Linked DNA regions of Homo sapiens: region 1 is linked to region 2. A link is an interaction called in ENCODE POLR2A ChIA-PET data of the cell type or tissue named here. Cell type or tissue: PC-9. All regions are shown on one strand. Each heading gives the region's core, and the rest is flanking DNA. Links, peaks and the distances in the headings are about the cores only. Region 1 overlaps LOC105376107 (a long non-coding RNA gene). Region 2 overlaps TLE1-DT (TLE1 divergent transcript).

What was found. Peaks named below come from ENCODE experiments on the same cell type or tissue, not always from the same donor. Only the 100,000 strongest peaks of a DNase experiment are listed, where the experiment ranks them.
Region 1: POLR2A ChIA-PET joins it to region 2 with 14 read pairs; 2 of 35 experiments call an interaction of 5 or more read pairs at or near these places.

Annotation. Positions count from the first base shown.
Region 1 is chr9:82,324,846-82,340,887 of GRCh38, forward strand. The region is part of intron 4 of LOC105376107 (a long non-coding RNA gene); the gene reads left to right. Among named protein-coding and RNA genes, the nearest start is that of SPATA31D1, 340 kb to the left of the region's middle. RefSeq lists an enhancer at 7,133-8,276. In PC-9, for the core only: no CTCF peak of the experiment used is centred there; a DNase peak (open chromatin) is centred at 7,366; H3K4me3 peaks cover 1,084 bases; H3K27ac peaks cover 1,372 bases.
Region 2 is chr9:81,697,040-81,713,081 of GRCh38, forward strand. The region is part of intron 1 of TLE1-DT (TLE1 divergent transcript); the gene reads left to right. Among named protein-coding and RNA genes, the nearest start is that of TLE1-DT, 15 kb to the left of the region's middle. In PC-9, for the core only: no CTCF peak of the experiment used is centred there; no DNase peak of the experiment used is centred there; H3K27ac peaks cover 294 bases.

The DNA of each region.
Region 1 (16,042 bases), core at 3,242-11,241, 630 kb after region 2:
CCTTGAGGAATTGCCACACTGTCTTCCACAATGGTTGAACTAATTTACATTCCCACCAAAAGCCAAAATTGACAAATGGAATCTAACTAAACTAAAGAGCTTCTGCACAACAAAAGATACTATCATCAAAGTGAACAGGCAACCTACAGAATGGGAGAAAATTTTTGCAATCTATCCATCTGACAAAGGGCTAATATCCATAATCTATAAGGAACTTAAATTTACAAGAAAAAACAACCCCATCAAAAAGTGGGCAAAGGATATGAGCAGCCATTTTTCAAAAGAAGACATTTATGTGGCCAACAAACATATGAAAAAAATCTCATCATCAGTGGTCATTAGAGAAATACAAATCAAAACCACAATGAGATACCATCTCACCAGTTAGAATGGCAATCATTAATAAGTCAGGAAACAACAGATGCTGGAGATGATGTGGAAAAATAGATCTTTCTATGTTTTTGATGTGAGCATTTAGTGCTATAAATTTTCCTCTTAACAGTGTTTTAGCTGCATCTCAGAGATTCTGATACATTGTATCTTTGTTCTCAAGAATTTCAAAGAACTTGATTTTTGTCTTAATTTCAGTATTTACCCAGGAGTCTTTCAGGAGCAGGTTGTTCAATTTCCATGTAGTTGTATGGTTTTGAGTGAATTTATCAATCTTGAGTTCTAATTTGATCACACAGTGGTCTGAGAAACTATTTGTTGTGATTTCAGTTATTTGCATGGGCTGAGGAGAGTTTTACCTCCTATGATGTGATCAGTTTTAGAGTAAGTGCCATGTGGTGATGAGAAGAATGTATATTCTGTTGTTTTTTGGTGGAGAGTTCTGTAGATATCTATCAGATCAACTTGATCCAGAGCTGAATTCAGGTCCTGAATATCGTTATTACTTTTCTGTCTTGATGATCCAATATTGTCAGCGGGTGTTAAAGTTTGCCATTATTATTGTGTGGGTGTCTAAGCCTCATTGAAGGTCTAAGAACTTGTCTTATGAATCTGGGTACTCCTAAATTGGGTGTATATACATTAAGTATAGTTAGATCTTCTTTTTGAATTGACCCCTTTACCATTTTGTAATGCTTTTCTTTGTCTTTTTGATCTTTGTTGCTTTAAGATCTGTTTTGTTAGAAACTAGGATTACAACCCCTGCTTTTTTCTGTTTTCCATTTCCTTGGTAAAATTTCCTCCATCCCTTTATTTTGAGCTTATGTGAGATGGGTCTCTTGAACACAGCATACCAATGGGTCTTGGTTCTTTATCAAGCTTGCCATTCTGTATTTTTTAATTGGGGCATTTAGCCCATTTACATTTAAGGTTAGTATTATTCTTTGTGAACTTGATCCTGTTATCATGATGCTAGCTGGTTATTTTGCAGACTTGTTGATGTTGTTGCTTCATCGTTTCACTCGTCTGTGTACTTCAGTGTGCTTTTGTAGTGGCTGGTAACAATTTTTACTTTCCATATTAAATGCTTCCTTCAGGAGCTCTTGTTAGGCAGGTCTGGTAGTAACAAATTTCCTCAGCATTTGCTTGTCTGAAAAGGATCCTACTTCTCCTTCACTTATGAAACTTGGTTTTGCCAGATTTGAAATTCTGGGTTGGAATGTTTTTTCTTTAAAAATGTTGAGGCTGGGTGTGGTGGTTCATGCCTGTAATCCCAGCACTTTGGGAGGCCAAGGCCGAGGATCACCTGAGGTCAGGAGCTCAAGATCCGCCTGGCCAACGTGATGAAACCCCATCTCTACTAAAAATACAAAAAATAGCCAGACGTAGTTGTGGGTGCCTGTAATCCCAGCTACTCAAAAGGCTGAGGCAGGAGAATTGCTTGAACCCGGGAGGCAGAGGTTGCAGTGAGCTGAGATCACACCATTGCACTCCAGCCTGGGCAACAAGAGCTAAACTCCATCTCAAAAAAAAAAAAAAAATATATATATATTGGCCCTAATCTCTTCTGGCTTATAGGCTTTCTGCTGAGAAGGCTGCTGTTATTCTGATGGGCATTACTTTGTAGGTGACATGGCCTTTCTCCTTGGTTGCTCTTAACACTTTTTCTTTCATTTCTACCTTGTAGAATCTGATGATTATGTGTCTTGGGGATATTCTTCTTGTGCAGTATCTTACTGGGGTTCTCTGCAGTTCCTGAATTTGAATGTCGGCCTGTCTAGCTTGTTTGGAGCTCTTCTGGATAATATCCTGAAATATGTTTTCCAAATTGATTCCATTCTCCCTGTCTCTTGTAGGTACTCCATCAGTTGTAGATTTGGTCTATTTATATAATCCCATATTTCTTGGAGTTTTTATTCATTCCTTTTTACTCTTTTTTCTCTATTCTTTTCTGCTTGTCTTATTTCAGAAAGACAGTCTTCAAGCTCTGGGATTCTTTCCTCTATTTGTTCTTTTCTGCTATTAATACTTATAATTGTATTGTGAAGTTCTTGTAGTGTTTTTCAACTCTGTCAGGTCAGTTATGTTCCTGTCTATACTGGCTATTTTGGCTGTCAGCTCGTGCATTGTTTTATCATGATTTTGAACTTTCTTGAATTGAGTTAAAACATGCTTCTTTATCTCAGTGAAGTTTGTTTTTATCCACCTTCTGAAGCCTGCTTCTGCCATTTCAGCCATCTCAGCCTCAGCCCAGTTCTGAACCCTTGCTGGAGAGGTCTTCTGGTCATTTGAATTGTAGCATTTCCCTTACCTGCTTTTTTTTCTCTGTAGCACTTATCTCCATCTAAACGAATATATTTTCTTTCTTTAGTATATTTTATTTTCTTTGTTACCCTTACTAGACTATAAGACACTCCAAACTATATGATGAGGTGAAGAACTTTTTCTGTTTTGATCTCTGATACTGTATTCACAAAGGACTAGAACAGGATTAGCCTGTCGTAGGCAGTCACTAGGCACTGGCCATGGTAACCTCAGGTTAGAGAGTTGGCTGAGGAGGGTATATGACTGGATACCACAGTCTTACCACAGCATGTGGAGGCTGAGTGGAATGCATATCTGGGAGATTGGTTGGGATGGGGAGTGAACTCCCCTTCAGTGGGGCCTGCTAGCGCTATCTCCATCTCAGTGAGTCCATAAACTAATATGAGCAACAGTCATTACAGCCAAGGACAGGAATATAATCTTGCCTAGCCAAGTTGGAACTTTAATTTTTCTTTCTCTCACTTTTGTCCAACTCCTGAGCAATCAACACAAAGAAGGGAAAGGTGCAGGATGTAGGGTGGGTGGGTAGGGAAGATGAAGAGCTCACCACCCTCCACTCAACTCCAGACTGCCAGAGTCAGTCTGTCCTACCCTGGAGTCAGGAGAAAAATGCTGAATCAGATATGGGATTGATGTTTAGTTCTTGATAGGACTATGTCTTCTAATACTGAAGTAAGATTGTTCTAATAAACAATATTCACTGGACAATTATGGAATCTGCCACAGTTTCATTAAGGGAGTCACAACCCAGAAGGACAGGTCGATTCTACACAGTAGATTTGGAGAAATATATTAGGAAAAAAACTCCTATAAAACCGTTAATTGTTTATAATCCAGAAAATTAATACTACTCAATAGATTGGTTTGCTTTTTTTTTTTTTTTTTTTTTTTGGGTGACAGAGTTTTGCTCTTGTTGCCCAGCTGGAGTGCAGTGGCGCAATCTTGGCTCACTGCAGTCTCCGCCTCCTGGGTTCAAATGGTTCTCCTGCCTCAGTCTCCCGAGTAGCTGGGATTACAGGTACCTGCCACCATGCCTAGCTAATTTTTGTATTTTTAGTAGAGATAGGGTTTCACCATGTTGGCCAGGCTGGTCTTAAACTCCTGACCTCATGATCCACCCATTTTGGCCTCCCAAAGTGCTGCGATTACAGGTGTGAACCACCACACCTGGCCAGATTGGTTTGCTTTTACATTGGATATTATTATCCCATTTTAGAGAGGGTAGAAATTAAGGCTCAGAAACAAATAATAACAAATTTAAGGCCATACCACTAGAAAGCATTAGCCAGGATTAAATATCAGGCCTACTGACTACAATGTCTACACTTTATTGTTGAGGATATTTTCTCACCTGTAATGAAAAGGAAGGAAAAAGCAAAGGACACACACACCACACAAACACACACACCTCATCTTTTTCTGCCCAAATTAGTTTACATTGTTTCTATAAAGGTGCTGAATCCAGGTTTTCTTTCTCTCCACAGGAGTCTTCTTAAACAGTTTGATATTTCCAAATTCATGAAACTGGAATATTAACCCAGCAGCATCAAGAAATATTAATACACTAGCATGGTTTGGTTGTACTCACTCCTTCACGTAGTTTATGCCTCTGTATTTTTCAGTAACATGCAATTAATAACTAGCATTCAGTTAAAAGCTAGAATTACTTCATTAGCTTAGGCAAATTATCTTTTTATGCTGGTGATAAATAAGCAGCTATTAGCAATGATTCACATTAGTTCCATGGTTTAAAACAGCTAATTTCCTCCTGGAGGCTTTGCAGCACACGTGCTAATACTTTTCCTCAATGTACTCTTATTATGGTACTCATGCTAACAAGGTCCCCCTCGTCTCTTGAACAAAACTATACATTTGTGTTCACTGTAAGGCTAGGCTTGGTGGAACCCACTCTGTTAGAGGCAAGTATTTTTGTTTAGATCTCTAGATAGGTTTAAAGGTATAGAGTGAGATATGTAAGACAGACTAGTTGGTTCAAATGTTGGACGATTTTCTTAACATCACAAATTGTGCTGCAGGAGAAGGCAGTCATGCTGGGGAGAAGGGGGCTGACGGCCCACAGTCTTGTTCACGCTCCCTGTCACCTCTTCTGTTGTCCTTTGCCTTATCTTTCTACTTTGTTTCAGCAAGTCCTCAGGTAGCCTCAAAATGGCCTCAGTCAGCTTCTTTTCAAGGTTTCATGTATATATATCTGTAGAGTATAATACTCTTGCCTCTGGTGTTTAACCAGTAAAATGACTGGTCCTGAGAGTTTTGCCTCATTGACTATCAGAACTTAAGTAGACATTCAACTAGTTACCAAACTCAACATATACCTGATTTATTTATAGAACATTGAAAACAGACCTTACACAACATCCAAGTGCTACAAATGTATTAGGAGAAAATCAGCAGATAAAAGTATATTGAAAGAATAGATTATTCTGATTGGTGTCTTTGTTTATACTCATGATATTCTTTCTTGATAACTGGAATATATTTGATATTAGTTGAACAATGGTCTTATAGTCTAACAAACAAGGATTCTTATAACTTTCTCAACAGAGATAATACCACATTTTAAATTTAATTTTCCTTTTGTATAAAAACAACTTTTATTAAGCAACTAAGTCTAATTCTAGCTTAAAATATATTTATAAAGGATTTTAGAGGAAACTGTTAAAGAAACAAATGCCTAGATATAACTTGGTACTATTTTCAGTAAATTATTATTGTTAAATATAACCTGGGTTTCCTTCTGGTAGTGGTAGTGTTTCCTTTCATTCATTTTGAATCTCTTAATTAAGTCAAAGTCTTTTCTGTTTGTATTATGCTTCAGAGTCTTGGGCAGGCCAACAGAATTTATAAAAAAAATGGGATAAATGCTCTTCCAAGGTCTTATCGTAGTCCAAAGGAAGGAGTGACCTGTGATTCCATTGGAACTTTGAGGATAAATCAGAAAGGGAATCAGAGAGAACAGCATGCTTGGCAAAAGAAGGAGCGTGGGGAATGAAGCTGTAGAAGTAAAAATAACCTGGGAATTCCATAATCTAGGATGGAGATTAAGGAGAAATTGCTGGAGATACAGATGGAAGGGTACTTTGGGAAAAATCTTCAGTGTCATGGAAAGACATTCTAAAGCATTTGTACTTGATTGGCAATCATTGATAGGTGTCTTTATTATTATTAAAGTGATTTAGAGAAGATAGTGATACAATCAGGAAGTTTTCCATGATCTGTTGGAAACATGACTGACAGAAATGTAGATATTGGAAAGACAACTGAGCAGGCTATTGTAATAATCAAAACTACAGTGTTTGGAAGCAGGCAGTGGCCGTGCAAATGGAAAGAATAAGATGTATTCAAGTATTTGAGTCAACAGGACTTGGTGACCTTTTTGAAAGGATGATGTACAAGGAAAAGGAGAAACTAAAGAAGGCTCCTTAGTTTAAAAGGCTCCTTAGATAAAAGGCAGTGTCCTTTCCTGAAGGAGCACATCTTCATGTCTGAACTCATATATTATATTAGTAACATAATATTCCTTTCTCTAAAACAGAAAAACAATAGTTGTTTATTGTCTATAAATACCTTGGAATGATCCTTGCTGACCTTAATAGTGCCATAATAGTGCTATCCCCAAACTCATTGGCATATAAAATTAGCATCTTGTTTGCACATCTGTATATAATTAGAGCTCACGTGATATAGGAGGATTCAGTTGGGCTTTGTGCCATAGTGTCTCTCATCCTTCTTGGACTAGCAGCTACTGGAGACATTTTCTTCTTATGGCAAAAGGCCTGGGCACAGGAGAACCAGCTCAACTGTGCATGAAAATTTTAAACATTTTTTCATTGCATGGCCTCCAACACTCCATTGGCCAAAGCAAGTCACATGGCCAATCCCCCGTCAAGGGGAGAGAGGTATTTTCTACCCACTGTGAATCAATGACACAGGTATGTGTCAGAAGAATAAAACATTGAGACCAAAGTCAATCCACAGTACTCTATATGGCTGTTTTTGTTACTCTGAGAACTGAGATTCCCTTTTCTTACTGAATAAACATGTCTCAAGTTTTTATGGTTAATCTTAGGATGATGCAGGGCCATCCCAATTGACCCTAATCCAACCAATGGTACTGCTGGATTTTGGTGACTATGTAACTGCCTGTAAATAGGTGTCTAGGTTGGACTGTCATGCTCCCTTTAGGTTATACCACTCATCAGCAATACAGCTCTGCTGCTGTAGCAAATCTTAATATTTTCCCTAGAGATAGGCCAATTCCAAGGTATTGACCAGCTCTGATCCTGTTTAACTTACGAGAACAATCAAGCTCCCTACTTGAGGTGATACCATATTTACAGTTCTTGGGAAAGAATGACTAAATAAATGTCACGGAGAGGAAGCCATAAGAGGCAGTGTCTGCCTCTGCCTGGAAATGCTGTGTGTGTCTTTGATTCTGTCTCCATTGTCACCTGGAATGCTTTACCTCGGTTGTTTAAGGGTTTTCCACTGCAGTTTCTTTTTGCTATCTCTTGCATTCCTTCCCATAAAGTAGGCAGTTTACAGTAATAGCATTGGAATGAAGCTCTACTTCAGGCAGGAAAGGTTAAACATTTTAAAAATGCAAACCAGATAAAATTTTAAAAACCTCAAAATAGTCTTGGAGCCACAATGCCTCTGTGCCATCCCCAGCCATTCTCTTTAACAAAAGACATCCCTCTCTTATGCAAGCTTCTCATTTGTCAGAGGAGAGATTTCCCTGTCTCCTCGGCGCACACTCTGTATAATTTAAGATGACTCACTGTACAGGAAAGTTCACCTTCCATTAGCATGTTTTCTTTAGTAAGCACTCTCTTGCAAGTGCTGTAGTGTAAACATGAGTGCCTACGAATATGAACATTTATTAAATAGCACTGATGAATATTTCAATACCTCGGGGAGAGCAATTCACAGCTCAATCATTCAAGCTGTTTTAAGTGCAGCACAGGACAATTCCACTACATCTTCCATTAATATTTAATTGCCCATTTTATTCTGTTTACCTTTTTGGTTAATATATAATTTAAAGCTCTTCTACTAAAAAGGGGGAAAAGAGAACAGCTGTTCATCTGCTTTTAACAAATCTCTGGTGAGAGCTTTTACCTCATTTAAAATTCATTGCAAAGAGTTTTTATTTAATATCAGTAACACAAAACCTTAGGTATTAAAAGTAAAACTTGGAAGTGACTGTCATGCAAAAAGCTTAGCTGTGACTTGGGTTTGATTACACATCCATTCCTGAGTGGCAGGCATTGACAGGAAATGTCTGAATCGCCAGCAATGGCGCCATGTGTCACGTCCTCATGAAATAGAATCACCGTAACTCGACCTGACACATTCTGACAACATGTTGGAAAGTTGTTATGCACCCTGCAGAAAGTCAGTACTGTCATCCTGGCAATGCAGATTTTACTGACGAGATAAAACACATATCTGCTTGCTAAAGGACAAGGGAGTCAAATAGGTGCATGGCCTTGAGGATCTGGGGAATCCCTGAGGCACTAAAGATTCACTTCTCCTTGGCCCTCCTTTGGTGATTGCCACCAGTTTCTCTTTACTGGTTCAGATTCCCAAGGCCTATCTCTTGTCATGTGATAGCTTTCCTTTCCTTTCCTCCTAGTGGGCTGCAGTTTGTGTGTCACAAGTCTGTTTCTAAACTGCTCCCAGTGGCAGGGACCTTGACATTAATGACAGATCTCTACATTTTTGGGGTCTCCCAGGCCCCCCAGGTCAGTAAGTAAAACCCACCCCAGATCCACCCCAGAGAGAGTCACCATATCCTTTCTTTCTCAGTCACCTGGAATTAGCTGCTTTCTAGAACAATGAGCTACATAATCTGTTTTTTTCCTGTTCAACTTATTCGTTGCAGTGGATTCATTCCTCCTGTTTAAATATTCCCAGCATGGCCAAGTCAGCAGCAGCATGAACCTCAAAAATACCATCACCACTGTCATTTCACTTGAGCTCAGGAGTTTCTTCTCCAGGGTGGGCTTTCCTTATTTGCTTTTGCATCACTTCATTATTGCTTTCCCCAGTCTCTGCTGAGTTTGGTTCACTTTCTTCATCAGACTCTCCTTCAATAGACACTCTCACATAATGCTTCCTTTCACTCATTCATTTATTCAGCATCTGATCCAGTGTTCTGAAAATATAGGCATTCAGTAGGGAGGAAAGGAGAGAGGAAGAGAGAAAGAGAAGAGCCACCTGCCTTTATAGAGCTTACATTATTCGTGGAGGAGTCACTTGATTTTGAGCTGTATTGATGACTAACATAGGCATCATGGCACTCTACCTCTGTCCTCCCCTGGATACTGGGATGTTCCTTTAGCTGCGTCCAGAGTGCCTCAAGATTCATCTAGAAAAGGAAAGAGATCAAATACTATTATAATTAGATTGTGAAGACATCCCCAATGGTTCACTTCTCCCTGTATCAACACCCTCTGAGGCTCATCCAATGAGGTGAAGTCTGTTTTTTTACCTCTTGAATCTAGGTTATCCTTGTTACTTGCTTTGGCCAATAGAATATGGATAGAGAAATGATGTGTGAATTCTGAGCCTAGGCCTCAAGAGGCCTGTTTGCTTCTATTCCCTTTTGGACCCTGGCTCTGCCTGGGCTAGCCTCAGGAAGATCAGACACTCCTAAAGGAGCACATCTTCATGTCTTAACTCACATATTGTATTAGTAACATAATATTCCTCTCTCTAAAACAGAAAAACAACAATAGTTGTTTATTGTCTATAAATACCTTGGAATGAACAGAGACATCTCTGCTGAGGCCATTCTATGATAGCCAGCCAGCCTCTATACATGAGAGTGGGCCTGAACAAGATCAGCAAAGTGCTTACACAACACAAGTTGACCACAGATGTATGAGTGATCCTAACTAAGACCAGAAGAACTTTCCTAACAAGAAGGGCAGAAGGCCAGTTCTCCCATATACTTGTGAGCAATAAAAATGCATAATGTTTTAGGCCACTAAATATGGGGGTGGTTTGGAATGCTGTAATAGCTAACTGACAAAGGTATTCTCTAAACTTTTCTTATAGTCCACTTAGGTGAGACATACTCCTATACTCTCTGCCTCCCTTATCCTGTGGCAAACCCCACTCAACCAGATCTTAGGATTTGACAATTTGAATTTATTTTTAAAATTGTTTCAAGTTTCAGGGCCAGGCAACTGGATCAAATCCCTTAAAAATTGAGCTCAGACCACGGTGAGCTAGAAATAAAATGAGAACCAAAGGCTGAAGGAAGAGGAAAGACGTGGTTTAAATTTATTGGAAGAGAGAATTGTATAACAGTTTGGATTGATTTGTATCTCATCAGAAAGGGCTCACATATCTCTGGGTATAGCCATTTACCAACTTGAATGGAAAAACTGATGCCATGATGTAACTGTATGCAGTTCAAATTGTGGTTACAACTCACATTTCCATCCCTCTTCCCCCATTATCCTCTGTATTAATTCAATCACAGGAGTTAGGTGAGTTGGTGGGGAGACCTATGAAGTCATCTTGTTTTTTTCCCAAGAGCCATATCTGAGTTTCTACCCATAGTGTATTTTCAAATGCTTTCTCTAATATGCTTGAAAATGGCTTGAGCAATGATCTACCCTAAAAGCTTTAACTGGAAATAAATTCTATAAGCACTTTACCAGAAGAGAAATTAATGCAGAGAAAAATAATTGGAGTTATATCTGACCAAAACCCATGTAAGCAAGGAAATTTAGAGTAATGTTCAGATTTTCTTCCTCTCTTCTCCTTTCTTTGCTCTGTGTTTTGCTACAGAGGTATCAGATACCTTTCAGTGGGGCCTAAGAGAACATAAGGGTTAGAATTAGGTCTAATCATGATTCAGGGACTACTCAATTACATGACTGGTCTGAATTTCCTAGATATAGGCAAATCCTCAAAGGTTTACCAAACTCAACAAATTCAGATGATTTGTAAGGAGAATAATTTGATCTGTAGAGAATCACAATATTTTATTGCATTACAACTGAGCCTATGCAAGCATCTTATAGTTTGTAAATTATGGCCTTAGGAGTCTCAAATCCTGGGTTTGGCCCTAGTGTCATTGCTTTGACTTTATATAGAATATCCTTATTCCTAAAATATCAAAGTGGAATAAGGGGATCCAGACTGGAGTAATTTCTGAGCTGGGTGGATTTTCATGGGTTTCTACAATAGCTGGTGAGGAATCTAGAGTTGAGAAAACATGAGTATGAATCTCACATAAGGGTTAGCATAATCTTGGTCAAGGTTACCTAAATATTTGAAATCTCAATTTTCTTATTTTTAAGATGGAGAAAATAAGATATTTCTCCTATAATTATTAGGATCAAATAAAATAATATATGTTAGAGGAAATAGACCAGTACTTCCCCAAGTGTGTTCTATCCTGTGTTAAAAGGGGTTATGTATGAAAAGTACTCTGGGAAACTGTGTCAAGTGAAATTAAACAGTTTTCTCTGCTGTAGGACTTCATAGAGTTTTTAGTAGACTAGAAGTCAGAGTGAATCTCATTTTTTAGATCCATTTGACTACGGCACTACAATATCAGTAGGAAAGGTATTATGCAGAACATAGTAAGTGTCCAGAAATGTTAATTTCCTTGCCTGTTCCTTCATCATGGACTGGTCCTAGTGGCTTGGTAAGCTTTTAAAGGTGGATCTGTTTTCTGATTCTCTCGACCCCATTCTCCAATGTTTCCATAGTGAGGAGATTACTGACTTAAGCGTGGTTATCCTTTCAAACCTGTAAGACTAAGTTTTGCCACTCTGGGCATAGGATGTTGTTCCCAGTCCTCAAGTCCTCTGTTACAGTCTAAAAAAAAGTGGGGGCTTCTGTCCACCTGACATCCTTTGCCCCATCTCTCTAGATTTGCTGTTGTAACCATTGCATAGATCTGAAATAATTGCTTTTATGCAGAGTGGATAGTGTTGACTACATCAATACTTACTATTTTAACTATATGAAAGTGAGATAGAATAGCCTCTTACATATTTATTGATATGTTTATCTGTTTGCTGATTTCTAGCTATAAATTTTAAAAATAACATTTATTAGGTTGGTGGTAACGGAATGATTAAAATGCATAAGTAAAAAAGGCTCATCATACCATCCCACATCATGCTTGTTAGCATTAAAACAAATTCCCTTGATTAGAAAATTCAAATAATAGTCAAAAATAAGAAATTAAAAGTAAAAGCCCCTATAACTAGAGATTTAGAGCAGCTTTATTCATAATTGCCCAAACTTGGGGGCAACCAAGATGTTCTTCAGCAGGTAAATGGATAATCTGTGGTACATCCATACAATGGAGTACTATTCAGTACTAGAAGAAATAAATGATCAGACCGTGAAAAGACATAGAAGAACCTTAAATGCATACTACTGAGTGAAAAAAGTCGATCTGAAAAGGCTATGTACTATATGATTCAAACCGTATGGCATTCTGGAAAAGGCAAACAGTAAAGAGGTCAGTGTTTGCCTGGGGCTAGGGGGAGAGAGGGACAAATAAGCAGAGCACAGAAGATTTTAGGGCAGTGAAACTCTTCTGTATAATACTATAATGGTGGAGCCATGTCGTTATACATTTGTCCAGACTCACAGGATGCACAACACCAACGGTGAACCCAAATGTGAACTATGGACTTGGGGCGATAATGATGCATCAGTGTAGGTTCATCCATTGTGGAGAATGCAGCAATCTGGTAGGGGATGTTGACAGTCGGGGAGGCTATGCATGTGCAGGGGCATTGTGTATCTGGGAACCCTCTATACTTTCTGCTCAATTTTACTGTGAACCTAAAAATAAAGTGTATTTAAAAAAAAAAGTAAAAGTCTCTCTTTCTCACATTGGGCTCTCTTTCTAAAGGCAATCAAGTCTTACATATCTTTGTCAGACAGAATTGCTATACATAAATTGGCAGTACACATACATATATGTACATATGTATGTGCTTCTGTATATAAAATACATATTTTATTTATACAAGGGAATCTTATGTCTCTGTCTATCTTTTCCATTCTAATGGGTAAAAATAGCATCTCATATTTGTCTGAATTTACATTTTGAGCTTTGAATAAGGTTTAGTCACTTTTCATATGATTAATGCTCTCTTGTATTTGTCTTCTGTGTGCCTATCCTTTGCTCATTTTTTGATTGAGTTATTCTATTTTTAAAAATTATATGTTTATATTACCTCTTTTTAAATTAAGAAAATTATCCTGATATTTAATATATGTAAATTGAAAAATATTTTATATATATTGTAAAAATGTTTCCTATTTTGCCATTATTTTATTTTTCCATATAGAAATTAAAAATTTTTATACTGCTAAATTTATTATTCATTATTTTTTATATGTTCTTCATCATGTGCCTTGACCAGAAGACCTTTTATGTTCTAAGATTGTAATAATTTTATTTGAACTTTTATTGAGAACTTTTGAAGATTCATTCTTTTTACATTTAAATCTTTGTTATAGCCAGAATTTGTTTTGGCATAAAGAATAATAGAAGGATTCAACCTTCATATTTCCAAACAGCTATTCAATTGTTTTGACTTCATATATAGGCAATCCTGCTTTTCTCCATGGATGAAAAATGCTACATTTAAATTAGTATCCTGTATGTATTTTGTTCTACGTCTGAATTCTCTGTTAAATTACTTTGTATACTCCTATTCATAGCAGTTATCATTTTCTGAGATAGGTTTTCCCAAGAAAGGAATAAAATAAACGTTTTTTAAGTAGAAAAAGCTGGGTTTTTATAAGACTGAAGATTTATTATAAAATGAAACTTTTAAGCCTAACAATTTACCATTCAAATGTTTAGACAAACTTACTGAATTAGAAAATTTTATGTGTGTGTCTATATCTGTGGGTGTATGAGAGAGAAAGCCAGACAGACAAACAGAGAGACAAATGCAGAGAGAGAGAGGATTTTATCATTTTATTGATGTAAGACTTTAACACTAGCAGTAAAAGAAAAAAATACTAAAACTGGTTATTTTATACACCCCAAGTTCCAGTTCTCAACAGGGTAATTTTATTGTCAGGTTGCTATAATTCTAAAACTTAAAAAGTGATAATAAGCTCTGTAAAAATAAACATTTTTATTCACCAACTGGAAAGAGCAAAGTCAATGCAATTTACACAATTATCCTCCTAAAATTTCTGTGTAGTGAGCCAGTCTTACTATTCACATTTAAAGATGGGTGGGAAAGGTAAAAAGAGGTAAATCTTCTGATTAAAACTAGAAATGAATCAGGGCAAGGACTAGAACCAAACCCCCAAAGAGACAAGTGCTCTCTATATAATAGATACACTCATTGGAAAGAGCAAGGCTGGATATTTGCTTGGCTTTACTTTGTTGTTATTGTTAAAGGATACTAAAGTTAAAGGTCATAGCTAATGGTGAAACCTCACAGAGCATGTGAAACCTTCAACAAAGCTTTCCAAAATGACTCGACTTTACTTCCAGCATCCAAATGTGGGTATAATGATCCCTCAGAGATTATTAAATCAGAGAAATTTTAAATAAATCAAACCGAAGCTTCAGAACTATGGGGTAGGGCCAGGAGTATCCTCTTTATCTTTGGGCAGTTGCAATTATGCCTGTATGTTTTCACAATTTTCAGAGAGGAACTTGGGAGTAGATTCTAATCTAACAGTTCATTTCCTGTATCAAAAGGCATGGTACATATGCTATTTCCTTTCTGATTACATCCTTCCTAAATGTTGTTCTTTCACCAAAATTAAACTGTTTTGTTACCTTTCTTAAAGCAGGGATGATTCCATTCAGTTATGATAGTCACTGTCTAAGCCCCTTGCTTTTTATGAAAATAACACAAATTCAAAAACGAATCTCTTAAAAACCTGTCTGTTTCTTTCCCATTTCTTTCTGATGCTTCTTGTCTGGATTTATCAGATGAAAGATACTCTATCTTTATCAGCAGTAGCACTATTATCTGTTCACTTCCGAATTCTCATGCTTTCAGTAGAAGGAATCTGATCCCTAAATCAGACAAATCTCTAGTCTTTTATATTTGTAAAGACAGCTGCAAGTAATTTTTTAGTGTCTCTACGATTTCCTTTTCCATTGTCTCTAATTCCCCCTGTTGTTATTGTAAGTGCACACAATTTATCCTTGATGTTTGTCCTCTTAAATACACATAGCACTTGCAAAAACAGTTTTTAAAAATTGGTTATAATGTTCTGTTATTTCTAGTGCTTGCTATTTAAATTTTATCCTTTAATTTTTGATTACCTGTTTGCAATTTTGACCTTTATAAGCCAGACTTTTTCATTTTAACTTAATGACTATTTTTTTAACCTTTCACAATATGGGTAATTCAATACCCAGAAGAAAGGAACAAAACATCTTCACCAGCTAAATCCGCTTATGACCCTAGAAAACTTCCTTCTAAGTGACCACCATAAGCACAGGAGTTCTGAGGCTCCAGGGAAACTCCTTTTCCTTCTCATTCATCTCTCCCAGCCTGAGCATGCTGGTTGTCGACCAAGCTTCAGCGAGACCAGCATTGCCACCTACTTGGGTCCTCTATCTGGAGTCACACTCTGGCTCACCTAGTTCTGGGCACACTTAACTCTACTAATAAGCAATTTGTAAACTTCATACCTCTTTCAAAACACTAGAGGTATCTTACCAGGTTGAACAGTTCAGTTTTGTTTCAAGCTGTGCCAGAGAAGCACTGTGCACATTTTCAGGGTCTCAGATTGTCAACAGTCTTGGCACTGCTTTCTGTCACCTCCATGGTGGATGAGGAAGTACAAATGTTGTAGAAGAAACTATCTAGAGACTGCCCAATAACCCAGACTTAATGTTTTAGCAGTGTGGTTCTGCTCATAGTCTCCCACTATACCATGCTGTGACTCCATCACAGCCTTCGCCTAGGACACCCTCCTGCTGGTCCTCCTCTTAACATCCTGTTAACATCTCAGATAACTTCTACTTGTTCCTTAAGAAAATTTTCATTTTTGTATGCATGCACTTAGTTCAGAGGGCCAGCTATTTCCACAAGGCAGGTTAAGGCTAATCAGTGCCTAGTTTCCTTTCTTCAATTCCCCCACCTAGAGTCTATCACTTTTTACTTGTTTACCTTATTCTTTGGGTATTTACATTTTAGGTATTATTTGTTGACTTCCCAGTATGGAAGATGAGCATTTGGTTCTCCCCTACTGATCACTCTCTAATATGTCTATTCCAATATCTTTATCACTCTGTTTATAGCCTTAGAGTATTTGATAGTCCTTGGATGTC
Region 2 (16,042 bases), core at 2,925-10,924:
ATCACTACTAAAAGTACAAAAAATTAGCCGGGTGTGGTGGCGGGTGCCTATAATCCCAGCTACTCGGGAGGCTGAGGCAGGAGAATTGCTTGAACCCAGGAGGCAGAAGTTGCAGTGAGCTGAGATCTTGCTACTGCACTCCAGCCTGGGTGACAGAGCCAGAGCAAGACTCCGTCTCGGAAAAAAAAAAAAAAAAAAAAAAAAAAAATATATATATATATATATATATATACACACACACACACACACATATATATACACACACATATATATACACACACACACATATATACACATATATGTATATATGTGTATATATATGTATATGTATATACATATATATATGAAAAAATGATTTTTTCCCCTGATCATGGGAAAGCTGTCATACTAATAACCGAAGTATTACCCAGTGTTTTTGCTCTGGATCTTTTAGTAGTTTTATTTTATTATTTATGATATTTTATTTTTGTTTGGTTTTCTTCAGGAGTCCCAAATGTCCATTAGTTACCAATTAATATAAAATGTAAATCTTTAAATACATTAGGGTATTACATTAATAATCCTCTAAAGCATTGTTTTATGATCCATAAATCTCAGAATCACCAGAAAATCTATTATAAAATAAAGAAGAAAACTGTTTTATGTTAAGAATAAGGCAACAGCAAATAAACGTTAATTCCTTTATTCCTTTCTTTTTTTCTTTATTTCTTTCTCTTTTTTTTTTTTGAGACTGAGTTTCACTCTTGTTGCCCAGGCTGGAGTGCAATGGCGCGATCTCGGCTGCAACCTCTGCCTCCTGGGTTCCAGCGATTCTCCTGCCTCAGCCTCCCAAGTAGCTGGGATTACAGGCATGCGCCACCACACCCAGCTAATTTTCTATTTTTAGTAGAGATGGGGTTTCACCATGTTGGTCAGGCTGGTCTTGAACTCCCGACCTCAGATGATCCACCCATCTTGGCTTCCCAAAGTGCTGGGATTACAGAGGTGAGCCACCACGCCCGGCCTTTTTTTTTTTTTTGAGACGGAGTTTTGCTCTTGTTGCCCAGACTGCAGTGCAATGGCACCATCACTGCAACCTCCTCCTCCTGGGTTCAAGTGATTCTCCTGCCTCAGCCTCCTGAGTAGCTGGGATTACAGGTGCGGGCCACCACACCCCGCTAATTTTGTATTTTTAGTAGAGACGGGTTTTCTCCATGTTGATCAGGCTGGTCTTGAACTCCCAACCTCAGGTGATCTGCCCGCCTCGGCCTCCCAAAGTGCTGGGATTACAGGCATGAGCCACTGCACCCAGCCCCTATATTTCTATTATGAATAGTTGTTTTGCTAGCCTTTTCATCATTTGACCTAGCAGTGAAACTTAGAAATTGTTAGTTTGATTTTTAAATTTCCTTAATATTTTGAAATGTAATGCTGATACAGATTATTGCGTGTACCAAGCTTTAAATATTACTCATGAAAAGAAATGAAAATGGGTGGGCACGGTGGCTCACGCCTGTAATCCTAGCACTTTGGGAGGCCGAGGCAGGCGGATCACGAGGTCAGGAGATTGAGACCATCCTGGCTAACACGGTGAAACCCCGTCTCTACTAAAAATACAAAAAATTAGCCGGGTGTGGTGGTGGGCGCCTGCAGTCCCAGCTACTTGGGAGGCTGAGGCAGGAGAATGGCATGAACCCGGGAGGCGGAGCTTGCAGTGAGCAGAGATGGCGCCACTGCACTCCAGCCTGGGCAACAGAGCGAGACTCCGTCTCAAAAAAAAAAAAGAAATGAAAATAGCACTAAATCTTGGACACTGAAGTTGTGCTCATGCAGAATCATAAGGGCATGTATTCATGATGTGCTAATAAATAAGCAGTTTTCCAGAAAAGTTGTGAAAAACGACAAGGCATAATCTGAGAGATGACAGTTGGGATATCCCGTCTATCAATTCTTTTTTCCTTTAATCATAGCTATTTAGTATGTTGTGTTTTTCCTATCACTGTTATGTTTATTGAAGGGAAAACTTTCTGTGACATTAGTAAACAAGATTCTAGTTAACGAGTGAACAGATTAAATCCTCTATTTGTGATGTAAAATTTGAGTGTTTAGGGAGGCAAATATGAAAATACTGGGAAACCAGGACTTTTCACACATGGTGATAATCCATCCATCCAATACTTTGAGCCACCATCCACATAACTAATTATTATGTAAAACGAAACCATGAAAAGAATTGATGCTTCTCCATGGCAGTAGATGCCCCAGGGGAACAGAGTTCCCATTCCTGGTTTCCCCCGTTTGCAGCCTCCACACTTCAGAAGAACTAGCAAGTTGCAATTGGCACTTGAAAAAGTGTTACAAAACACTGACAAGTATTAGAGAAACGTTGATTAATGTAAACAGCCTGCCTCAAGGAATGATACCTTTCTTAAGCAGTTTTCAATTCGCATTTCTATGTGCAGGTAAATGCAGTGTTTGAAGAGATGTGATTTTTGCCTTTGCTGGAGAGAAGAGAGGATTATCATATTTACATCTTAACTTTCTGAAAATTTGAAAAAAGAATTGACAGATTAAAAGTCAATAGGCCCAAAAAAGAAGGAAATTCTGACACATGCTACAACATGGATGAACCTTGAGGACGTTATGCTAAGTTAAATAAGCCCGTCACAAAAAGAAAATGCCAAATGCTTCCACTTATATGAGGGGCCTACAGTAATACATTCTTGGAGGCAACAGTAGAATGGTGGTTGCCCAAGGCTGGGAGTAGGGTGTAACGGAGAGTTCTTGTTTAATGGGTATGGAGCTTCAGCTTTGCAGGGTGAAACAGTTCTGTGGATGGATGGCAGTGATGGTTGCACAACAAGGTAAATGCACTCAGTGGCACCGAACTGTATGCTTGAAAATGGGTAAGATGGCCGGGCACTGTGGCTCACACCTGTAATCCAGCACTTTGGGAGACTGAGGCACGATCACTTGAGACCAGGAGGTCGAGACCAGCCTGGCCAACATGGCGAAAACCCGTCGCTACAAAAAAAAAAAAAAAACACACACACACACACAAAAATTAGCCGTGCATGGTCCCAGCTACTCGGGAAGGCTGAGGTGGGAGAATCGCTCACGCCAGGGAGGCAGAGGTTGCAGTGAGCCCAGATCACACCGCTGCATTCCAGCCTGGATGACAAAATGAGATGTCTTAAAAAAAAAAAAATTAGTAAGATGGTAAATTAGGCTGGGTGCGGTGGCTCACGCCTGTAGTCCCAGCACTTTGGGAGGCCAAGGTGGGCGGATCACGAGGTCAGGAGTTGGATACCAGCCTGGCCAACATAGTGAAACCCTGTCTCTACTAAAAGTACAAAAATTAGCCTGGCATGGTGGCGCATGCCTGTAGTCTCAGATATGTGGGAGGCTGAAGCAGGAGAATTGCTTGAACCCAGGGGGCAGAGGTTGCAGTGAGCCGATATCACGCCATTGCTCTCCAGCCTGGGCAACAAAAGCAAAACTCCGTCTCAAAAAAAAAAAGGTGAGATGGTAAATTTTATGTTATCTATATTTTACCACAATCTAAAAAAAAAAAAAAAATAGGATTCCTTTTTTCATGTACCAGTTTTATTTTGGATTCTCATCCAATTCACTTTCTTTTTTATTTTATTTATTTATTTATTTATTTATTTATTTTTGAGACATAGTCTCACTCTGTCACCCAGACTGCAGTGGCACGATCTCGGCTCACTGCAACCTCTGTCTCCTGGGTTTAAGCAATTCTCCTGTCTCAGCCTCCTGAGTAGCTGGGATTACAGGCTCATGCTACCATGCCTGGCTTATTTTTTGTAGTTTTAGTAGAGAGGGGGTTTCACCATGTTGGCCAGGCTGGTCCTGACCTCATGATCCACCCGCCTTGGCCTCCCAAAGTGCTGGGATTGCAGGTGTGAGCCACTGCGCCCGGCGCCTATTCATTTTCTAAAGTTATGCATGGCATGACTTTTTTTTTTTTTTTTTTGAGACGGAGTTTTGCTCTTGTTGCCCAGGCTGGAGTGCAACGGCGTGATCTCAGCTTGCCGCAACCTCTGCCTTCCGAGTTCAAGCGATTCTCCTGCCTCAGCCTCCCGAGTAGCTGGGATTACCGGCATGCACCACCATGGCGGCTAATTTTGTGTTTTTAGTAGAGACAGGGTTTCTCCATGTTGGTCAGGCTAGTCTTGAACTCCTGACCTCAGGTGATCTGCACGCCTTGGCCTCCCAAAGTGCTGGGATTACAGGCATGAACCACCGTGCTGGGCCTGCATGACATTTTTAAAGATTTATTTTATTTTGTTTTATTTTATTTTATTTTGTTTTGTTTTGTTTTGTTTTTGTAGACATAGGGTTTCTCTAAGTTGCCCAGGCTGATCTGAAATTCCTGGCTTCAAGTGGTCCTCCTGCCTCAGCTTCCCAAAGTGCTAGGTTTACAGGCATGAGCCATCATGCCCAGCCCCTGGCCTATAATTTTTTATTGAGTACTTACTATGTGCCAGATGCTGTTCTAAGTAGTTTACATGTTAATATGATGTAATTTACTGTACCCATCATTTCTTTTTTTTTTTAATTATACTTTAAGTTTTAGGGTACATGTGCACAACGTGCAGGTTTGTTACATATGTATACATGTGCCATGTTGGTGTGCTGTACCCATTAACTCGTCATTTAACATTAGGTATATCTCCTAATGCTATCCCTCCCCCCTTCCCCCCACCCTACAACAGGCCCCAGTGTGTGATGTTCCCCTTCCTGTGTCCATGTGTTCTCATTGTTCAATTCCCACATCATTTCTATTAGGTAGGCACTGTTATCATCCCTATTTCACTGAAAAGGCATGTGGGGCCCAGTACTTTTCCTAGAGTCACAAGCAGGAGAGCTGGGTGTCCCATCCTGGTGCTCTAGAGAGTTCACTGGCAGCCAGTAGCCACAGCTGACTTCTTAGCTAGTCTTCCAGTGCCATTTCTTCCTCTGTTCTCACATTCCCCATGGATCTACTGATAGAAAAATGTGTATATGTATTTTGCCCACAAGCTTGGTAGGATTTCTCTTGGTACTTTTGAGGTGAAGTTGATACTTTAAGAATTCATATTCCTGCAAATAGTTCTATTCTAGCTGCCTCAGGTCTCTAGAACTGTATCTGCCAGTGGAAAAACATGGCCACCTTCAGTTGTGTGCTTTCTGGCAACACCCAATTCATCCCCTAAATTGCAGTTCCACAAAGAAAGGAAGGATGATTTACAACTTGGTAAATGCTATAATTAAGGGGGGAAAAGCAGAAGATTATCTGTCTGTCTATCTATCTATCTATCTATCTATCTATCTATCTATCTAAAGTTCTGTGATTAACAATGGTTTGGGATGATCTTGGTAATAGTAGACGTGTAGTCTGAGTACTGATGTCACATTTGGAAACATTTGGTCTGCTGAATGTCAATGGATGTGTTTCTAGCCTGCAATGCCCTATTGAAATCAATAGTTTTAAAGATCTTTAACCATGAACTGTAGTAAGAAGTAAATTTTAGGCTGGGCACGGTGGCTCACTCATGTAATCCCAATACTTTGGGAGGCCGAGGCGGGCGGATCACCTGAGGTCAGGAGTTCAAGACCAGCCTGGCCAACATGGTGAAACCCTGTCTCTACAAAAAATACAAAAACTAGCCAGGCATGATGGCAGGTGCCTGTAATCTCAGCTACTCCAGAAGCTGAGGAAGGAAAATTGCTTGAACTGGGGAGGCGGGGGTTGCAGTGAGCTGAGATCACACCATTGCACTCCAGCCTGGGTGACAGAGCCAGACTTAGTCTCAAAAAAAAAAAAAGAAGTATATTTTAAACATCTCAAACAAGCGTTGTGCACATATACACACACATACAGGTTGCAACACACAGCTTTAAAACATTGCTTTAAATTATGCTATAGGATTTTTCAATTTGATTATTAACCCTCTAGCTTGGAAAGTTATTGTCCTCAAAACCATGTTCTCATGAAAAATGGCAACATAGTCTGCTCAATAATGTCAGAACAGATTTTTCTTTCCTTTATCCCTTTTGCAATGAGAAGTCGTAATCCCTGCCTTTGGTGAAGTTAACCTTAAATTTCAAATCAGTAGGATTCAAAGCTCTTCAGAGAATTTCTGAATAACTCTGTAGTCGCTCCCTTCCCTGCTGGCTCTTTTCTGCCTTGAGGCCCCCACCTGAACCCCCAATCTCAGCACCCCTATCCTGTCTGCCACATCTCATGGCATCTCTCAGCTGCCTCCCTGCCCATCTACTCACCCCAAGCCTAGAGTGGTCCAAAAACAGAGAACCAAGCTTGGAGACAGAGGGTCCTGAAAGGGAATTCCTCGCCCCCCACCCCCCACCTTACTAGATTGACCTTGGGCAAACCACTGCCACTCTCCGGGCCTCAGTTTCCTCACTTATAAAATGAGGATAATAACAGTCTCTCAAGGTGGTTTCTTGGACTGAAAGAGGAGAACTGAGATAGGGTAGTAAAGTAATTAACACAGTGTTTTAACTTTGTGAACATTGTTCCCTTTCCCTTTTTTGCCTGAGGCATGTTGAAGGCCCTGTCTGAGGTCAGCAGGTGCTGGGAAAATAACACCCTGACTAGAGATGCATCCTGGACAATCACAGGGCAGCATGGACTCCAAAAGTAATGTTCTGTGAAACTCTAGTCCAATTATGGCCCAAAACTCCAGGGTCCAAGAAAGACATCATCATGGTATTTCTAGGGGGCAGGATAAATGGATCTCAGGGAAAGGCAGCAGCCAATGACCTTGAATGCCCTCCCACCCCCTACCCATTCATAGACTGTTTCATACTCATGAAAAAACAGCACTAGAGGCCGGGCGCGGTAGCTCACGCCTATAATCCCAGTACTTTGGGAGGCCGAGGTGGGTGGATCACTTGAGGTCAGGAGTTGGAGACCAGCCTGGCCAACAGGCAAAACCCTGTCTCTACTAAAAATACAAAAATTAGCTGAGTGTGGTGGCACATGCCTATAGTCCCAGCTACTTAGGAGGCTGAGGCTGGAGAATTGCTTGAACCCAGGAGGCGGAGGTTGCAGTGAGCCGAGATCGTGCCACTGTACTCCAGCCGGGGTGACAGAGCCAAGACCTTGTCTCAAAAAAAAAGGAAAAAAGAAAGAGAAAGAAAAAGCAGCACGAACATATCTTTTTGGAACTGGAAATGCAAACTTTCAAACTTTGGGTGAGAGGGCTGTGAAAACAAATAATGAACAATATACATCAGCTATTTTTGGTGGCTACTGCCCTGAGTTGCCCATTTAAATAATAGAACAAATGGTGCTAATCAGTGAGAGGTTAATGGAATCAGGTCTCACATATGCTCTCCTTGAATGTCATGCCATCCAATGAGTATTGGCCATCCAAAGAATGTCACCCAATGAATATGAAGTTGTATGTTAGAAAGACCTTGAGAAACACGTATAGAAATTAGGAAGTCAATGAGATATCTGCTGGATTCTTTTCAGGAATATGATCTGAGGCCGGGCACGTTGGCTCACGCCTGTAATCCCAGCACTTTGGGAGGCCAAGGTGGGCGGATCACGAGGTCAGGAGATGGAGACCATCTTGGTTAACACGGTGAAACCCCGTCTCTACTAAAAATACAAAAAATTAGCCGAGCGTGGTGGCAGGCGCCTGTGGTCCCAGCTACTCGGGAGGCTGAGGCAGGAGAATGGCATGAACCCGGGAGGCGGAGTTTGCAGTGAGCCGAGAGATCACACCACTGCACTCCAGCCTAGGTGATGGAACGAGACCCTGTCTCAAAAAAAAAAAAAGGAATATGATCTGGTCTAGTATTAGTTTTTAACTAGGAACTTCCATTTTTCCTCCTGGAGACTTTCCTTTCACATCAATTTTATTAGTGATGGCTGAGGTCTCTCAAATCTGTGAATAAGGTTTAGGGAGAATTGATGAGCCCTGGTTAAATAAGAATTCTAATGGCTATGGGTTGCCGCTATGTGGTAGAAGTCAAACTCAATTATCTTTTTTTTTTTTTTTTTTTGAGGCAAAGTCTCTCTCTGTCACCTAGGCTGGGGTACAGCAGTGGGATCTCAGCTCACTCAGACCTCCGCCTCCTGGTTCAAGCAATTCTCTGGCCTCAGCCTCTCAAGTAGCTGGGATTACAGGCATGCACCACCATGCCAGACTAATTTTTGTATTTTTAGTAGAGATGCGGTTTCGCTATGTTGGCCAGGCTGGTCTTGAACTCCTGGCCTCAAGTGATCCACCTGCCTCAGCCTCCCAAAGTGCTAGGATTATACGTGTGAGCCACCACGCCTGGCCTAACCCAATTATCTTTTAACTCAACAATTCTCTGTCTACCAGGAGACTCCTAGAACCTCTTCTTTGTGTCTTTTTTCATTTGAAATCTTTCCTTTGAAATCAGGCCTACTTTAGAAAGACGAAAAAAAAAATCAAAATACAAAACCTTCATTTGTGAAAAATGAAAGAAAAGGAGAAGGGATTTTTCTCTAGATTTAGCTTTTCTCAGTAAGGAAATATTAGACCATCAGGTAATCAATCTTGGCTACACAGTTCAAGCAAAAAACAAAACAAACAAAAACCATAGATTGCTTAGCACTGCTGTATCCCTAGACGAATTCTACCAGCTTTTACATTGCTATTACTCCCTTCCCCATTGCAGCCATTTAAGAAAATTTCTATTTGGGAAGATAGAACAAAGCCTATCTTTATGCTGTAAGCAGTGCCTAGCTCTCAGATTTGGAGGAGGGGAGAAGAGAAAGGAATAATGAACAAGGAGGAGGAGAAGGTGGTATTTAGTTTCTGCTTAAATTTCACTTAGTAAGAATTTCTTCAGTGTCAAATGGGGAGGCATCCTTAGGATTTGCAGTTTGTTATATGTCATCCAATGTTTTCAGATACATTCTTTGGAATATATTCCTCTTTTTTCGATAGGTATATTCACATAATAATACATTAGCAGGCATTAGGAACAGCATGGACTGGAAGGTCCACGATTGTACCAGGCTAGAGCTAGGAAACTTTTTTTATTTATTTTATTTATTACTTATTTATTATTTTTATTTTATTTATTTATTTATTTATTTTTGAGATGGAATCTCGTTCTGTCACCAGGCTGGAGTGGAGTGGCGCAATCTCGGCTCACTGCAACCTCCACCTCCCAGGTTTAAGCAATTCTCCTGCCTGAGCCTCCCGAGTAGCTGGGATTACAGGCACGTACCACCACACCTGGCTAATTTTTGTATTTTTAGTAGAGATGTCATTTCACCATGTTGGCCAGGATGGTCTTTATCTCTTGACCTTGTGATCTGCCTGCCTCGACCTCCCAAAGTGCTGGGATTACAGGCATGAACCACCATGCCCAGCCTACTTTTTAAATATATATACAGGGTCTTGCTCTGTCACCCAGACTGGAGTGCAGTGGCACAATCATAGCTCACTGCAGCCTCGACCTCCTGGGCTCAAGAGATCCTCACACCTCAGCCTCCCAAGTAGCTGGGACCACAGGTGTGTACCACCATGCCTGGCTAATTTTTTTTTTTTTTTTTTTGTCAGAGTCTCACTCTGTAGCCCAGGCTGGAGTGCAGTGGTACCATCTTGGCTCACTGCAACCTCCGCCTCCAGGGTTCAAGCAATTCCCCTGCCTCAGCCTCCTAAGTAGCTGGGACTACAGGCATGTGCCACCATGCCTGGATAATTTTTGTATTTTTAGTAGAGACAGGGTTTCACTATGTTGGCCAGGCTGGTCTTGAACTCCTGACCTCGTGATCCTCCCACTTCAGCCTCCCAAAGTGCTGGGATTACAGGCATGAGCCACCACGCCCGGCTTAATTTTTGTATTTTTTGTAGAGACGGGGTTTCATCATGTTGTCCAGGCTGGTCCCAAACTCCTGAGCTCAAGCAATCCACCCACCTTGGCCTCTCAAAATGCTGGGATTACAGGTGTAGAGCCACTGTACCAGGCCTAATTTTTCAACTTTTTGGAGAGATGAAGTCTCACTATATTGCTCATGTTGGTCTTGAACTTCTGGGCTCAAGTGATCCTCATACCTCAGCTTCTTAAAGTGGTGGGATTACAGGTATGAGCCACTGCACCCAGCCCTAGGAAGCTCTTTCATAAGGAGGGAATATTCTATTCCCCATCATCCTTTTGGATTGAAGATAGCAGCCAAGATGGTATTAGGAAAAGGTGGGAAGGTAGTGATGGTGGTGGTGGTGGCAGGTGGAAGGGATTAATGTTGAGAATTGTTATTTCCATTGCAAAAAGAGCCTGATGTGTTTTATGAATACTATCATTCTCAGTTCTTGAAAAATACTCTGATAGGACACTGCCTAGTTCTACAATCTCAACAGATAATTAGTAAGTACCCCAAGTTGGAATTAGTTTCACTGAGTTTAGCTCAGAGGTCTGTATAGAAAAAAAAAAAAACAGTTCTTTCACAGGTACAAGGAATGGTAGGGAAGCAGCCTCTTCTTAAGTTGGCTTTGGGACCCAGAAAAGTGCAAATAGTTTGCAGTTTGCTAGTGGCTAGATGGCGTCCAGCAAGCCTTTAAAATAAATAGAATAAATAGGCCATACCGTCCTGAATGCGCCCCATCTTGTCATAAAATAAATAGAATTTCTTTAGTGAAGCATTTTCTCCCCAAAAGCTATGACAATTCTTTTAGGGGCTAATGGCCTTCTCATCGAAGTCCAGCTGTACACCTCTCATGGTCCTCGTAGAATTCAAACTCCTGGGCTGTTGGTCCTTAGTAGGTGGACATTGTCTAATCCCTTACTCATCAAGATTTAGCTGCCCCATATCCACTTTCAAGGATGGGCGTGTATGCGTTAATGAAAGTTAAAGTTTTCAAGCATAATCTGTTCCAGGTAACAAGTTATCAGCCAATATGTTTATTTAGATCTACCAAAAAATACAGTTCTCTTCTAGGTATTGAGGACATAAGGAACTATTACATAAATGTTAATTCTTCTCTCAAAACATACAGGATAGCCAGGAATCCAAAACTCATACTTTAAATTATAAGTAATAGTAGAAGACTATCACAGAATATATGCTACGGATCAAATAAGGGTTAGCTTCAGAGAGCGCTGGATGAACTAGTGAGGCCATGTGACTTGAAATGGTGTCATGAGTGTCACTGAGTCTTGATGCTGTGCTCCTGGAAGAACACAACCAAATGAAGACAATTTTACTCGTGGAAAATGGCTCTCCTATCTACGCAGGCTAAAAAAAAAACCACAGATATATCTTCATGAAAAATAATCTGGCCGTTGTGCTAGGCCTAAGCAACTGTTTCTGAACTTTTCCAATAATACTCGTTTTCTACGTGTTAATTATTTCCAAATACTTATTAGCACTAAAGGTATAAAAACTTATGGCATGAAAATTTAAATTTAAAAATTTCTATTTGTTAACCTAATTTGGGCCAGGTGAGGTGGCTCACACTTGTAATCCCAACACTTTGGGAGGCCAAGGCTGGAGGATCACTTGAGGCCAGAAGTTCAAGACCAGCCTGGGCAATAATAGAGTGAGACACTCATCTCTACAAAAAGAAAAAAAAAATAGCTGAGTTTGGTGGCACACGCCTATATTTCTAGCTAGTTGGGAGGCTAACACAGGAAGATGGCTTGAGCCCGGGAGTTGAAGTTTACAGACAAAGTGAGACCCTGTCTCTAAAATTAGATTATAAATAAATAAATAGAATAAAAAGAGAAGGTCAATCAGAAGATATTAGGATCTCTATTACCCAGGAGCAGCAGAAAAGCCTGGGAAGGAAGCACTCTCTCTCTTGAGCTCACAGACAGTAGAAGCAACATAGTATTAGCACGTTTTAGATAAGTACAAGATTTGTCAAGTTGAACAATATATGCTCTGGTTCTTACCTAACATCTTTTTCTTCACTTCTAGTTCTTAAAGATGTTGAAACAGGCCCGGTATGGTAGCTCACGCCTGTAAACCCAGCACTTTGGGAGGCCGAGGTGGGTAGATCACAAGGTCAGGAGGTCAAGACCAGCCTGGCCAAGATGGTGAAACCCCGTCTCTACTAAAACAAAAATTAGCCAGGCGTGGTAGCGGGCACCTGTAATCCCAGCTACTCGGGAGGCTGAGGCAGAGAATTGCTTGAACCTGGGAGGTAGAGGTTGCAGTGAGCCGAGATTGCAACATGCACTCCAGCCTGGGCGACAGAGCCAGATTCCTTCTCAAAAAAAAAAAAAAAAAAAAAAAAGATATTGAAACAGCTTGAAGCAAGACCTGTTCTTTCTAGGGTTCTCAGTCTCTTTTGGAGTTAGTTTCGGTGGGCTTTACCAACGGAAGGGAGAGGTAAACATGGCTGGAGGGTATGCCTGGCAGTAGATTTGGGAGAGGGAATTTCTTCTCCTGCACATCTAAAATGGCTCTAGCGCCCTCTCCCCCTCCCCCTCCCCCTCCCCCTCCCCCTCCCCCTCCCCCTCCCCCTCCCCCTCCCCCTCCCCCTCCCTCTCCCTCTCCGTCTCCCTCTCGCTCTCCGTCTCCCTCTCGCTCTCCCTCTCCCCACGGTCTCCCTCTCATGCGGAGCCGAAGCTGGACTGTACTGCTGCCATCTCGGCTCACTGCATCCTCCCTGCCTGATTCTCCTGCCTCAGTCTGCCGAGTGCCTGCGATTGCAGGCACGCGCCGCCACGCCTGACTGGTTTTGGTGGAGACAGGGTTTCGCTGTGTTGGCCGGGCCGGTCTCCAGCCCCTAACCGCGAGTGATCCGCCAACCTCGGCCTCCCGAGGTGCCGGGATTGCAGACGGAGTCTCGTTCACTCAGTGCTCAATGGTGCCCAGGCTGGAGTGCAGTGGCGTGATCTCGGCTCACTACAACCTACACCTCCCAGCCGCCTGCCTTGGCCTCCCAAAGTGCCGAGATTGCAGCCTCTGCCCGGCCGCCACCCCGTCTGGGAAGTGAGGAGTGTCTCTGCCTGGCTGCCCATCGTCTGGGATGTGAGGAGCCCCTCTGCCTGGCTGCCCAGTCTGGAAAGTGAGGAGCGTCTCCGCCCGGCCGCCATCCCATCTAGGAAGTGAGGAGCACCTCTTCCCAGCCGCCATCACATCTAGGAAGTGAGGAGCGTCTCTGCCCGGCCGCCCATCGTCTGAGATGTGGGGAGCGCCTCTGCCCCGCCGCCCCATCTGGGATGTGAGGAGCGCCTCTGCCCGGCCGAGACCCCGTCTGGGAGGTGAGGAGCGTCTCTGCCCGGCCGCCCCGTCTGAGAAGTGAGGAGACCCTCTGCCTGGCAACCACCCCGTCTGAGAAGTGAGGAGCCCCTCCGCCCGGCAGCCACCCCATCTGGGAAGTGAGGAGCATCTCTGCCCAGCAGCCACCCCGTCCGGGAGGGAGGTGGGGGGGGGGGTCAGCCCCCCACCCGGCCAGCCGCCCCATCCGGGAGGGAGGTGGGGGGTCAGCCCCCCCCGCCCGGCCAGCTGTGCCATCCGGGAGGGAGGTGGGGGGGTCAGCCCCCCTCCCGGCCAGCCGCCCCGTCCGGGAGGTGAGGGGCGCCTCTGCCCGGCCGCCCCTACTGGGAAGTGAGGAGCCCCTCAGCCCGGCCAGCCACCCCGTCCGGGAGGGAGATGGGGGGGTCAGCCCCCCCACCCGGCCAGCCGCCCCGTCCGGGAGGGAGGTGGGGGGGTCAGCCCCCCGCCTGGCCAGCCGCCCCGTCCGGGAGGGAGGTGGGGGGGTCAGCCCCCCGCCCGGCCAGCCGCCCCGTCTGGGAGGTGAGGGGCGCCTCTGCCCGGCCGCCCCTACTGGGAAGTGAGGAGCCCCTCTGCCCGGCCAGCCGCCCCGTCCGGGAGGGAGGTGGGGGGGTCAGCCCCCCGCCCGGCCAGCCGCCCTGTCCGGGAGGGAGGTGGGGGGGTCAGCCCTCCGCCCGGCCAGCCGCCCCGTCTGGGAGGTGAGGGGCGCCTCTGCCCGGCCGCCCCTACTGGGAAGTGAGGAGCCCCTCTGCCCGGCCAGCCGCCCCGTCCGGGAGGGAGGTGGGGGGGGTCGGCCCCCCGCCCGACCAGCCGCCCCATCCGGGAGGGAGGTGGGGGGGTCAGCCCCCCGCCCGGCCAGCCGCCCTGTCCGGGAGGGAGGTGGGGGTGTCAGCCCCACGCCCGGCCAGCCGCCCCGTCCGGGAGGGAGGTGGGGGGGGTCAGCCCCCCTGCCCGGCCAGCCGCCCCGTCCGGGAGGTGAGGGGCGCCTCTGCCCGGCCGCCCCTACTGGGAAGTGAGGAGCCCCTCTGCCCGGCCAGCCGCCCCGTCCGGGAGGGAGGTGGGGGGGGGGTCAGCCCCCCCCGCCCGGCCAGCCGCCCCGTCCGGGAGGTGAGGGGCGCCTCTGCCCAGCCACCACCCCGTCTGGGAGGTGTGCCCAACAGCTCATTGAGAACGGGCCAGGATGACAATGGCGGCCTTGTGGAATAGAAAGGCGGGAAAGGCGGGGAAAAGATTGAGAAATCGGATGGTTGCCGTGTCTGTGTAGAAAGAAGTAGACATGGGAGACTTTTCATTTTGTTCTGCACTAAGAAAAATTCCTCTGTCTTGGGATCCTGTTGATCTGTGACCTTACCCCCAACCCTGTGCTCTCTGAAACATGTGCTGTGTCCACTCAGGGTTAAATGGATTAAGGGCGGTGCAAGATGTGCTTTGTTAAACAGATGCTTGAAGGCAGCATGCTCGTTAAGAGTCATCACCAATCCCTAATCTCAAGTAATCAGGGACACAAACACTGCGGAAGGCCGCAGGGTCCTCTGCCTAGGAAAACCAGAGACCTTTGTTCACTTGTTTATCTGCTGACCTTCCCTCCACTATTGTCCCATGACCCTGCCAAATCCCCCTCTGTGAGAAACACCCAAGAATTATCAATAAAAAAATAAATTAAAAATAAATAAATAAATAAATAAATAAATAAATAAAATAAAAAAAAAAAAGCTAAAAAAAAAAAAAAAAAAAAAAAAAAAAAAAAAAAAAATAAAATGGCTCTAGCAGAGCCCTCTTTGCCCTCATACTTCCGTCCCCTTTGTACCTTCCACTTGACTACCCCCTCACCACCCTGCATTCCCCTCAGTATACTAATCTGGGCCACATTTATCAGCGTGTGTCATTACTGTTCATTAAAGTTGAGAAACCACATTCCATTTTACTCTTTCTTACCTCCTGCCACCCCAAAGGATCAAGCTAGTCTTCCTTGTACATTCTGATGCTGCTTAGACTCAGGAAAGAAACAGAAGTGGAATGCCCTGCTCAGGAGTTCCGGCCTTGGCCATATCTTCTCCTAAAAATTAACCAGAGTTGGCCGGGTGCAGTGGCTCATGCCTGTAATCCCAGCAGTTTGGGAGGCTGAGGTGGGCAGATCACGAGGTCAGAAGTTCGAGACCAGCCTGGCCAACATGGTGAAATGCTATCTCTACTAAAAATACAAAAATTAGCCAGGCGTGGTGGTGGGCGCCTATAATCTTAGTTACTCAGGAGGCTGAGGCAGGAGAATCGCTTGAAACCAGAAGGCAGAGGTTGCGGTGAGCCTAGATCAGGCCACTGCACTCCAGCCTGGGTGACAATGTGAGACTCTATCTCAACACACACACACACACACACACACACAAAATTAACCACAGCTGCACTAATTTGGGGAGGAGGTAGAAGTCAAGCTGTTTATACACTTACCAAGCTAGTTCTTTCTTCCCCCTCTGGCTCTAGTTCAGAATGTGTCTCTTCAGCAAAGATCCCTAGAGGACCAGAGAGGGGAATGACAGGAGCTGTGCATCAGAACTCTTCTCTGAAGCTCTCATATTTGAGGACACTGTCAGCCAATGCTACTGCTTTAATATTAGCGACTGACACTAATAGGCGAAGGAGAGGCAAAGGAATACAGTCCCAACAGAGCCCAACAGTAGACTGGCTGTACCTTTGTAAATATTGAACTAAGAGCCATAAAATATTTTACCTTTCCTAATTCAATAATCCCACTGTTGGAACTGCATCCTGAGAAAACAATTCAAATTAAGACAAGAGAATTCTAATGATACCTACTGCCAATATCTT